Regions from separate parts of the Homo sapiens genome. Here region 2 is linked to region 1. The links are chromatin loops, found by intact Hi-C in ENCODE. Cell type or tissue: CD4-positive, alpha-beta T cell. All regions are shown on one strand.

Evidence for each region. A loop is a pair of places that touch in the nucleus more often than their neighbours do. Peaks named below come from ENCODE experiments on the same cell type or tissue, not always from the same donor. Only the 100,000 strongest peaks of a DNase experiment are listed, where the experiment ranks them.
Region 2: a loop joins it to region 1, with 15 times the contacts of the local background. A loop is called at or near these places in 14 of 110 quality-filtered maps.

Annotation. Positions count from the first base shown.
Region 1 is chr6:41,732,573-41,737,572 of GRCh38, forward strand. TFEB (transcription factor EB) reads right to left here and starts at 3,036. Exons shown (of 9, transcript NM_001271944.2): 1 at 2,778-3,036. It overlaps PGC (progastricsin), which reads right to left. Exons shown (of 9, transcript NM_002630.4): 9 at 4,139-4,432. The coding sequence ends at 4,280. MIR10398 (microRNA 10398) reads right to left here and starts at 1,038; the gene lies at 982-1,038. RefSeq lists enhancers at 135-214, 232-928, 285-334, 825-934 and silencers at 1,585-2,024, 2,155-2,684, 2,725-3,194. In CD4-positive, alpha-beta T cell, a CTCF peak has its summit at 3,091 (motif pointing right); DNase peaks (open chromatin) are centred at 399, 1,739, 2,239, 3,099 and 3 weaker places; H3K4me3 peaks cover 2,862 bases; H3K27ac peaks cover 2,573 bases.
Region 2 is chr6:42,048,504-42,053,503 of GRCh38, forward strand. TAF8 (TATA-box binding protein associated factor 8) reads left to right here and starts at 2,021. Exons shown (of 9, transcript NM_138572.3): 1 at 2,021-2,083; 2 at 2,854-3,010. The coding sequence starts at 2,039. It also overlaps a transcript of CCND3 not described here. RefSeq lists a silencer at 258-507 and enhancers at 1,644-2,195, 1,977-2,526, 2,196-2,747. In CD4-positive, alpha-beta T cell, no CTCF peak of the experiment used is centred here; DNase peaks (open chromatin) are centred at 338, 1,598, 2,028, 2,308 and 2 weaker places; H3K4me3 peaks cover 3,128 bases; H3K27ac peaks cover 2,527 bases.

The DNA.
Region 1 (5,000 bases):
ACTTTAACCACACACACAAACTCACAACCATTACATAAACCCCACACCAACCCAGAAAGCAACATCATGTACTCACCATGTACCAGGCACTGCCGCACCCTTAGTCCTCACAACAGCCTGTGAGGTGGGTGTGTTTTCATCTCCCTCCTCTCAGATGAGGATCCACACTGTACATGCATATATGTTCACTGCGTCCTGGGACGTGAACATTTCTGGCAGCTCTGGGAACCCTGAACTCCCACCCTCCGATCAGAGGAGGCCAACCCAATTTCCATGGTCATCTCCAGGGCAGCCCCAAGCCAGGCCCCAAGTGCTGACTGCCCTCCATCCCCAGGACAAAGGCCCAACCTGGTTTTCATGACAGCTGTGGTTGGGGAAACCCCTGTTGCCTGCAGAAACCGAGTTGACTTTGAAAAGGAAGAGACAGAACCCAGGGGGTGGCTGGGCTACTCCCTGTGGGGGCAGGTGCTAAGTAACTCTATTAACTCTGGCTAATGATGCAATTACAGTCATAAACAGAGCCCCAGGAGGGCTCAGGGCCAAGAGCTAGACCCTCAAAGGGCAGCCAGACTTGAGGGGTGGGAGTCCCCTTCCACCTACTTCTCAGCTTTCCAGAAACAGGCTGAGGAGGCCTGTGACAGCGCACGTGGGACCCTGGAAGGGCTCCTGCCTGCCCTGGCCCACTCCCTGCCCACCTCTGACTGTGAGTCACCAGGCCATTAGCCCGTAAAAGCCCAGTTGGCTCTCCCTAGATTCAGTGCCCACCTAGGGTGTCCCCTGCCCTATCCCCTGAACTCCTTCCAGGGCACCCGGAACCAAGATACCTGGGTCCCCATTTGGCTCCGTCTCCCAGAGCTGAGTTGAGGACAAAATAACCCTGCAGCTGTAACAAGCCTTGTAAATGGTAAGCACCATTGGCTTCCCTCGGGGAGAAGCAGAGCATGGAGTCACCCAAACAGCTCTGCCCTTCATTTACACCCTCTGGCTCCCAGCTCTCCGGGCCCCGCGGCCAGGAGGCAGACGGAGAGAAGGGAGCCAGGCGAGTTGCTCGTGGTCCTGGGGCTGGGGTCACCGGCATGGTGAAAGCATACCGTCAGGTTAGCAGGCAGGGACCTCAAGGCAGCTGACCCTTCCCTTCCTCTGCCTCTGCCTCTCCTGGCCGGCCAGGAACTATTGCTGGCTGTCCCTCCCCGGACAGTGAGCTCCCTGAGGGGAGGGCCTGAGGACTGTCTCCCAGTCGTGGCACCAAGAACTGCGTTCTAACCGAGCGCATCCGCATCTGTCCACCCAGAAGGAAACCAGAGACCAGCCTCCAACCTCATCCCCAGCTGCCCAACAGTGCCAGGTCTGGGCCAATGGAATCTCGGCCAGGGCGGGTGCAGGGGCCTGAGGCCACACCCCAGAGGTGTCACTGGGGGCCTGCATCCGTCTTGTCCCTTTCCCTGAGGGATGAAGCAGCCCCTCACTCGGGATGGGGGGAGGGCAGAGGATGGGAGCTGGGCAGTAATTAACCTGCACTTCCCCAGCGAGCTCTAAGCCAAAAACTGCGCTCAAGTTGAGTGCAGAAGCTCCGCGCTGAACCGTCCCCAGAACAGACAGGCGAGAGAACGACGGCTGGAGCTGAGGGGGGTTCGGGGGAAGGCGCAGCGGCCAGGGGCTGGCGGAGAGCGGAGGGCGGGGGCCTGGGCCCAGCGGGGTTCGCGCAGACAAGCCCCGCCCCGGGCTCCCTCCCTTCCTCACCCGGGGCGCGGGGCTGGGGCGCGCCAGGCGGCTGCGGCGCGAACCTGCTCGCGCAGCCCGGAGCAGCTCGGGGCAGCCGTGCGTGAAGCCGGAACCCCGCGCGGGGAGGGGGCCGAGCTGGCATCTGCCCGCTCCCTTCCAGGAGGCGAGCGGACGCGCTGGGCCAGAGCTGGTCGGGACAGCCCAGGGGTGGGCGGCACGGACTCGGGGGATCGGGGGGAAGGGGGCGTGTTTTCCGGGATTCGGGACCGAGACGGGGGGAGGGGGAAACTCGGGGGGCGGGCAGGCAGCTGGGAACCCGGGGGGAGGCAGACAACGGGGCGCACGGAGGGAGCGCTCCGGGGTTGGTGTTCCCCAGGGTCATAGAATAACCCACGGGGAGAAAGAGACTGCCCAGGGACTCGAGGGGACGGGGCCAGGGGCGGCTTCTTCAAGAGACCGAGCTGGAGGAAGGGACGGGAAGGGAGGGAGAGATGGTACTTCCACCCGCCCCCCCATCAGCCCAGCCCCCGGGGCGTGGCGCCGCTCTGGCCCTCCCACTCCCCCCGCTGGCCTGGCCAGACTCAGCCCCCGCACACCTCCCCTACCTCCGACCCCCTCTCAGGCATCGCCGGCCCCAGCCGTGTCCGGTGGAGGGGGAGTGGGCGCGGGGCCCGCGCGTCCCTCAAACTTCTTGCGAGTTCACCATCACGCCTCCCGCCCCTTCGACTCCCAGCTCCGGGCCGGGAAGGCCCATGCCCGCCCGGCCCCTCCCGCCCGGTTACATAAGGTCGCGGAGAAGCCGCCCCCGGCCCGCGCCTGAAGGGAGGGGCCGAGGGGGCTCCCGGCTCGGCGGGCAGCGCCGCTCGGGCCACGCGCTGGGCGCCCGGGGGCGGACGGACTGCGGGTGGGTGGCGGCGCGCACGGTCCTGCTTCCCTCTCCTGCCGGCATCCCCCACCCTCCCACCTGTCTCCGGGACCCACGGGATAGGGGCCAGGGAGCCTGGGTCGGGGGTCCCGGGCCCTCCTCGTGCCTCTCGCTCCCCGGTCCCGCTCACCTCGCTCTGAAGGTCAATCTGTCCGCCGCCCGCGCCCCGCGGCTCCGGCAACTTGTCGCAAGTTCGGGTGCCTGGCCCGCAAGCTGTGCCCGCCACCTGCTCCCGGCCTGCTCCGGCCCCGTGCCACCAGGGAGGCCCGCCCCGTCCGCCCTTCCCGCCGCCGTCGGCGCCGCGGCCGCTCCCTGCGTCCCGCCCGGGCCGCCGCCTCCGCTGTCACCGAGCCCCGCGCCCGGCGCCCGGGCTCCGGCTGTCACTCCACGCACACTTCCCTCCGCGCCCGGCAGAGGGCAGCACCCGCCCCGCCTCCCAGCCGCTCTGCCTCGGCGCCCACTGGGAAGCGTAGTTCTCGCTGCAGTCCCGCTAGGCACGCCGGGATTTGTAGTCCCGCTCAGCGGACTAAGGCTTACAGGGAAAGAGGCTCTTGACTTGGAACCTCTGATCCACTTCTACCTCTTTGCAAGTTTTCTTTCTCCTCTCAGTAAAGTCCCAAACCAGGGCTCACTAAGATACATTCTGTAGCCTGTCCGACCCCCTAAAAGGAACCTGCAGCCTGCTGTCCTTCGGCAGTCTAAGAAAGAGAGGGTCCCAGATGGTGTGCTGTTGCCATAGAAACTCCACCTGTGGCAAATTCCAGCTTCTCTTCAGGAGTAGGGTGCAGGACCTGGATCTTGCACTTTTATCCCTGCCCCGATCATAAGGGGCAAGGCCAGGGTGAGCCTGGCGAAGTACAGGGTAAAATATGACAGTAGAAGGCAGCCTGCCCCCATTATGGGTTCTACATTCACGCCCCACTCACCAGCCTGAGCTTGCTGTCATGTTGCTGGACAGAAATTGTCTGAGCTCCTTTCATGTCACCTTCCCTTGTTGGAAGTTCACAGGGTGCGGAGGCATCATTCTCTACTTTCTCCTCTTCCCCGCCCCTTTTTCCCTGTCTCCTCCCCCAGCCCCTCCCCTGCTTTTCTTCTCCTTCCCCTCCTCCTTTTCTTCCTCTCTCTCCTCCTTCCCCACATACAATGTTGCTCCTGGTTTCTGGATCTTTTGCTAAGAGGCTCCTGAGGAGGACAGGGATGAAGTCCAAAGGGACAAGATCCCTTGCTGAGTTGGTTCCAGCAAATAGGCTCGATTTCTCTGTGACTCAAGTAGGAACACTCTCCCCCGGCCCGCCACCCACCCACCCATGATGGCGCTACCACTGTCTTCCCTTTCCAGGGGAAAAGTATGAACTTTAAGCTCTGAGGGTTACAGAGCCCATCCCAAGCCATGCCTTAGGTCCCATTTCTCTTAGAATCACAGTGACCCACCAGGAAACCTTGTAGCCACTCAGGGAAAACTCCCTTCCAAAAACAACAGGATGACCAACATAAAGAAGAACTATTTATTATTAGAGAAAGTCCAGAGTCCAGAAAAAGAAGGCTGAATCCAGAGTGGAAAGACAGATACAATGCCCTAGGAGGGTGCAGGGTCAAGAGGAAGAGGGGAGCCCACGTGTCGAGGCAGCAAGTCTAGGCGGCAGTGGCAAAGCCTACTCTGTTGTTGCCCAAGTCGTAGACGGAATAGTAGGACCTGAGGAAGACATCCCCGAGGATCCACAGGGGCTGGCCGTTCTGGGAGGACAGGTAGGTGGGCTCGACTCCCACGGTGCAGTAGCCGTTGTTCTGCTCAACAAAGAAAGGCAGCACTCATTCATTTGTCCACACATGAGCTGGGCCCTGCTCAGCTCTGAGCCCTGGGCTGGGAGCACAAGTGCAGAGCTGAGGGAGCCAGGGTCTCTGCCTTGAGGGCTCATAGGCCAACTGAGCCACCAGAGCAGAGCGGGTGGGAGGATTTCTGGAACAGGTACATTCAGGCTGCCGTGGTCCTCAGCAGGGTCTCCTCTCCCCATGATGGGAAACTTCTCTTCCCACAGACCTCCCTCCTGCTCCCAATTTGGAGCAGATCAGCCTGGTGGTTAAACCTTGGAGCCAAACCAACTTGAATTCAAACCTTAGCTGTGTCGCCTTGAGTCAGTTACTCAACCTCTCTGAACCTCCAAGTTTTCATTTGTAAAACAGAAATGAGTATCTCCCTCATTAAATACTGTGACAATTAAATGGGATCATGAAGCAAAGTGCTTTGCACAGTGGTCTGCCCTAGTAAGTGCTCAACAAAGAGCCCAGTGCCTCTCCCCACTAATTAATAATAATTGATCATAGATGACAATCTTCTATTTCATAGCCTTGTTCC
Region 2 (5,000 bases), 320 kb after region 1:
CTCGTCAGGTGACCTCCCCGGAGCACCGACTGGGGTCGCAGGCGCTCTGTCCCGCCGCCTCCGGAGCCTGCCTTTGGGGAGTGGGGGTGGTCGCAACCACCAGCCGCGAGGAGAGGATTGCACCTCTCCCCCCCGGCCGGCATCCGAACAGAGCCAGTCTCCACCCCTGCAGTGGCGAAGTGTTTACAAAGTCCGCGCCGCGCCGCCGATCCAGAGCTGGGCAGGAAGTGGGGAAGAGGGGGCGGAGGAGACAAAGGGGCTGGTGCTCTGCTCAGCCAAGTTTCGGTCCCCGGCCTGACTCTCCCACCCCCTGTACACCCTCGGCGAGGCCAGGAGGCTCATCCGGCGCCGCGCACCCCCGCCCGCAGCCCCCGCCCCACGCGGCATAGGTGCGGGGGCGGGGCGCCACGGAGGCTCAGGTGTGGGCGGCGGGGCCGGGGCAGCACGGGTTCCCGGACCGCTGCCTCCCGGCGTTGGCAACTCCTCCACGTGCTATCCAGGAAGTAAACAACATCATGAGGAGCGACTTCTTTTTCTTTTTCTTTTTTTTGAGATGGAGTCTCCCTCTGTCGCCCAGGCTGGAGTGCAGTGGCGCGATCTCGGCTCACTGCAACCTCCGCCTCCCGGATTCAAGCTATTCTCCTGCCTCAGCCTCCCGAGTAGCTAGGACTACAGGCGCACGCCGCCACGCCCGGCTAATTTTGTGTATTTTTAGTAGACACGGGGTTTCACCATGTTGGTCAGGCTGGTCTCGAACTCCTGACCTGAGGTGATCCACCCGCCTCGGCCTCTCAAAGTGCTGGGATTACAGGCGAGAGCCACCGCGCCCGGCCGATTTCTTGACTCTTACTACACGTCAGGCACTGTGACAGACTCTTTCTGTGTATCATCTCATCTTTCCCCCAGCTTTACAGAAGAGGAAACTGAGACACACTGAGGATTAAGGTCAAGTGCCCGAAGTACCATAGCTGGCTAGTGTTAGGATCCAAGCCCAGAATCTGCGTCCTGCCAGGCACCTGCAAATGGGGACGAACACGGCGCAGCTAGAGGGGCTGACAGGCTAGGGAGAAAACCACTGGTAGCCGCGGGCACCCCACGCCCTGGGAGTGAGGCGGCAAGGGACAAGTCTCCCGCCCCCTAGACTTGCCTCGCAAATACTTGCGGGTCGAGGGCGCGAAGGCAGCAGGATGCAGCGATAGACTTGGACTAGGTGGTCCAGGCTCTACTTCCAAGTGGGCCATTGACAGGCGGGGCGGCCCTCAGCACAAAATCACCAGGCTGGATGCTCCAGGGTTTCCCAACATTACTCGCTCAGAAGAATCATCTGGGGAGCTCCTTAATGAGAAAGATTCCCAAGCCCCTCTTCCAGAGAGTGAAGTCACTGGGATTGGGCTGGGCCCAGCCAGGTGTTACTAATAATAAGACAAGTTTGGAAAACCCTGCGAGTGTAGATGATCTCCTGGTATGCTCTTTATAAGAACCGATTTTCATATTAAAATAGGTTTCTTTTAACTCAGTGAAACCGGGCGCGTTTTCCTGGCCCACAACCAAGCCACTGAAGGCCCCAGAACACTTCACTCTCAAAAGGTCACGTGAGGCTGGCGCGGTAGCTCACGCCTGTAATCCCAGCACCTTGTGAGGCCGAGGCCGCGGACTGCTTGAGCTTAGGTGTTCGAGACCAGCCTGGCCAACATGGCGAAACTCGGTCTCTACTAAAAATACAAAAACTAGCGGGGCGTGGTGGTGCCCGCCTGTAATCCCAGCTACTCCGGAGGCTGAGGCGGGAGGATCGCTTGAGCCTGGGAGGTGGAGGTTGCAGTGAACCGAGATCGCGCCATTGCACTCTAGCCTGTGAAACGGAGCAAGACTCTGTATCCAAAAAAAAAAAAAAAAAGTCACGTGAGCCGGGGTCACCGGAGGCGTCCCCCAACCGACTGGGCTTCGGAAAACCAAGGGGCGCACGCCGCCCCGCCCCGCCCCGCCCCGCGACTACAAGTCCCATCGCGCCCCGCGCTCGCGCACACTACGCCAGAACAAGATGGCCGACGCGGCGGCCACAGCTGGGGCCGGTGGCTCCGGAACGGTAAGGGCAGGAAGCGCGGGCTCGGAGCCGAGAGAGTTTGGGTATCCTGCAACTTTCCCCTCGACTGAGCAACAAGATAATGCCCAGAAATTCAGCCCCATCATGAGCTCCGACTGGCGGAGGGTGTTTTCAGGCCGTAGGCGCCCCCTCCTTGGGACTTGGCTGCGGCCTCCGGAGTTGGCGGACCTGTGTCTTGATTGGCTCGTTCGCTGTTGGGGGTTGGGAGCCCGGAACACCCCCGATTGGTCTGAAGATGCCGTTTTCGCCTTCTTATTGGCCGGCCAAAGTTGAAAGGCATTCCCGTTTCAAAATATTTAGCTTTCTTACTTTTTTGTGCTTTTATCTTTTGCCCTCCTCTCCTCGCGGTCACCTCTTGTTACTGTTTTCATTTTCCCTTTCAATGAAATGGTGTGAAGATGGGAGGCACAAGAGAGGGATCCTGTTTTTTCTGCGGGACACGTCTTAATCCCATCATGCGTGTTTCTTCAGCTATGTATTCTAATAATCTGCTAAAGTAGAAAGTAAAAGACCTGCTATTTTATCTCATTGGGACTGTACGTTTTAGGTAAGCGGAGAAGTGGTCTCTGTATTTAAAGCACCTTGGGTGCTCAATTTTTACTCAGTTGGCCAAGATCTGTAAATCTAAACATTAAGCACTGATTTTTAAAATAAAATTATTTAGTAAAATAACTTTGCTTGCCGTTGACCACGTATGAACTATGTGATTGCATCCTTCTCCTGTGGATGAAAATCTCTCTGCTGATTCACAGAGATCGGGAAGTAAACAGTCCACTAACCCTGCCGATAACTATCATCTGGCCCGGAGGAGAACCCTGCAGGTGGTTGTGAGCTCCTTGCTGACAGAGGCAGGGTTTGAGAGTGCCGAGAAAGCATCCGTGGAAACGCTGACAGAGATGCTGCAGAGCTGTGAGTACATGGAAACACTTGGCCTTGGAGTCAACCCCAACATCAGTTCTGTGCCCTGCTTTGTGATAGTGTTTGAGAGGATTTAAGAAACAAACTTTTTTCTTAAGAGGGGAGAAAAAAAATTTTTTTTAATGTAAAAAGTTGAGAAAAGAAAACAGCACAATGGGCCGAGCGTGGTGGCTCACGCCTGTAATCCCAGTACTTTAGGAGGCTGAGGCGGGTGGATCACCTGAAGTCAGGAGTTCAAGACCAGCCTGGCCAACGTGGCGAAACCCCGTCTCTACTAAAAAACACACAAAAAAATTAGCTGGGCGTGGTGGCAGGTGTCTATAATCCCAGCCACTCGGGAGACTGAGGCAGGAGAATCGCTTGAATCTGGGAGGCAGAGGTTACAGTGAACTGAGATCGCACCACTGCACTCCAGCCTGTGAGGCTCCATCTCCAACAACAACAACAAAAACAGAAAAGAGCATAATGAAGTGACTTACAGGCTTTAGAATCAGATAGACTTGGTGTACATCATCACTCTGTCACTTAATAGCTTGGGCAAGCCACTGAATCTCCTGAACCTCAATTTCCTCATTTCTGAAATGGGATAACAGTTTCTACCTCATGGATTTGTGAGTGTAAGTGAGATGTATATATAAAACATTCAGTGCTGGGGAGATTTTAAGCTCTTGGTGAGTTATGGGTGCCCTTAAGGACTTTTGTTGGGGAGTCAGGACTAATTCCCCATGCAATAGATATCATCACATTATGTAATGAAATGCTAGATTGTGTGATACAAAGAATGAAGGGGAAAAGCCCCCCCCCCCTTTTTTTTTTTGAGACAGAGTCTCACTGTGTTGCCCAGGCTGGGGTGCAGTGGCACAATCTCAGCTCACTGCAGCCTCCGCCTCCCAGGTTCAAGCAATTCTCCTGCCACAGCCTCCCAAGTAGCTGGGATCATAGGCGTGCACCACCACGCCTGGCTAATTTTTGTATTTTTAGTAGAGACAGGGTTTCACCATGTTGGCCAGGCTGGTCTTGAACTCCTGACCTCAGGTGATCCACCCACCTTGGCCTCTCAAAGTGCTGGGATTACAGGCATGAGCCACTACACCCAGCTGAAAAGCTACTTTTAAAAGGAAATGTGTTGAGATTTAGAAGCCCGGGTGTGGTCTTACAGAGGCTTTTCTGCATGTACAACATATTTCCCTGTTTTGAACTTTTGGGGCATGGGATGGGATGAGGGATGGAAGTATTTACGGTGTTTCTTAGGGATCAACAACTATGAAAGGAAGTAGGAGAAAGGTTTGGGCAGAGGGAGATGTGGGGTGCAATGCAGGCCCAATAAAGAAGTGGACAACTTAGCCAGGACCCCTGGAGCATTATTGCCCATCAAGCTGAAAAGGCCCTGCCTTTATACTCAGGTCTTGATCAAACAGTAGATGTGGGCTACCCCAGGAAGGGTGATCTTGGGCAAGGTGGCTCTCTGCAGCTGATATTTGGCACTTTTAAATACCAAATGTTTTCCTAAAGCAGTGATCTCAATCATTGTGGCTTCAGAACTCCTATATTTATTTATTCTTATTAATTAGAGATGGGGTCTTGCTGTGTTGCCCAGGCTGGCCTCAAACTTCTGGACCCAAGCCTCCCACATAGCTGGGACTACAGGCATGTGCCACCACACCCAGCTCTCAGAATCCCTTTATATTAATAAACATTGAGGACCCCAAGTAGCTTTTGTATATGTGTATTTGCCACGTTAGAAAAAACAAATTTTGGGTCTAGGTGTGGTGGCTCACGCCTGTAATCCCAGCACTTTGGGAGGCCGAGGCGGGTATATCGCCTGAGGTCAGGAGTTTCAAGACCAACCTTGCCAACATACTGAAACCCTGTCTCTACTAAAAATGCAAAAAATTAGCTGGATGTGGTGGCGGGCGCCTGTAATTACAGCTACTCGGGAGGCTGAGGCAGGAGAATCGCTTGAACCCAGGTGGCAGAGATT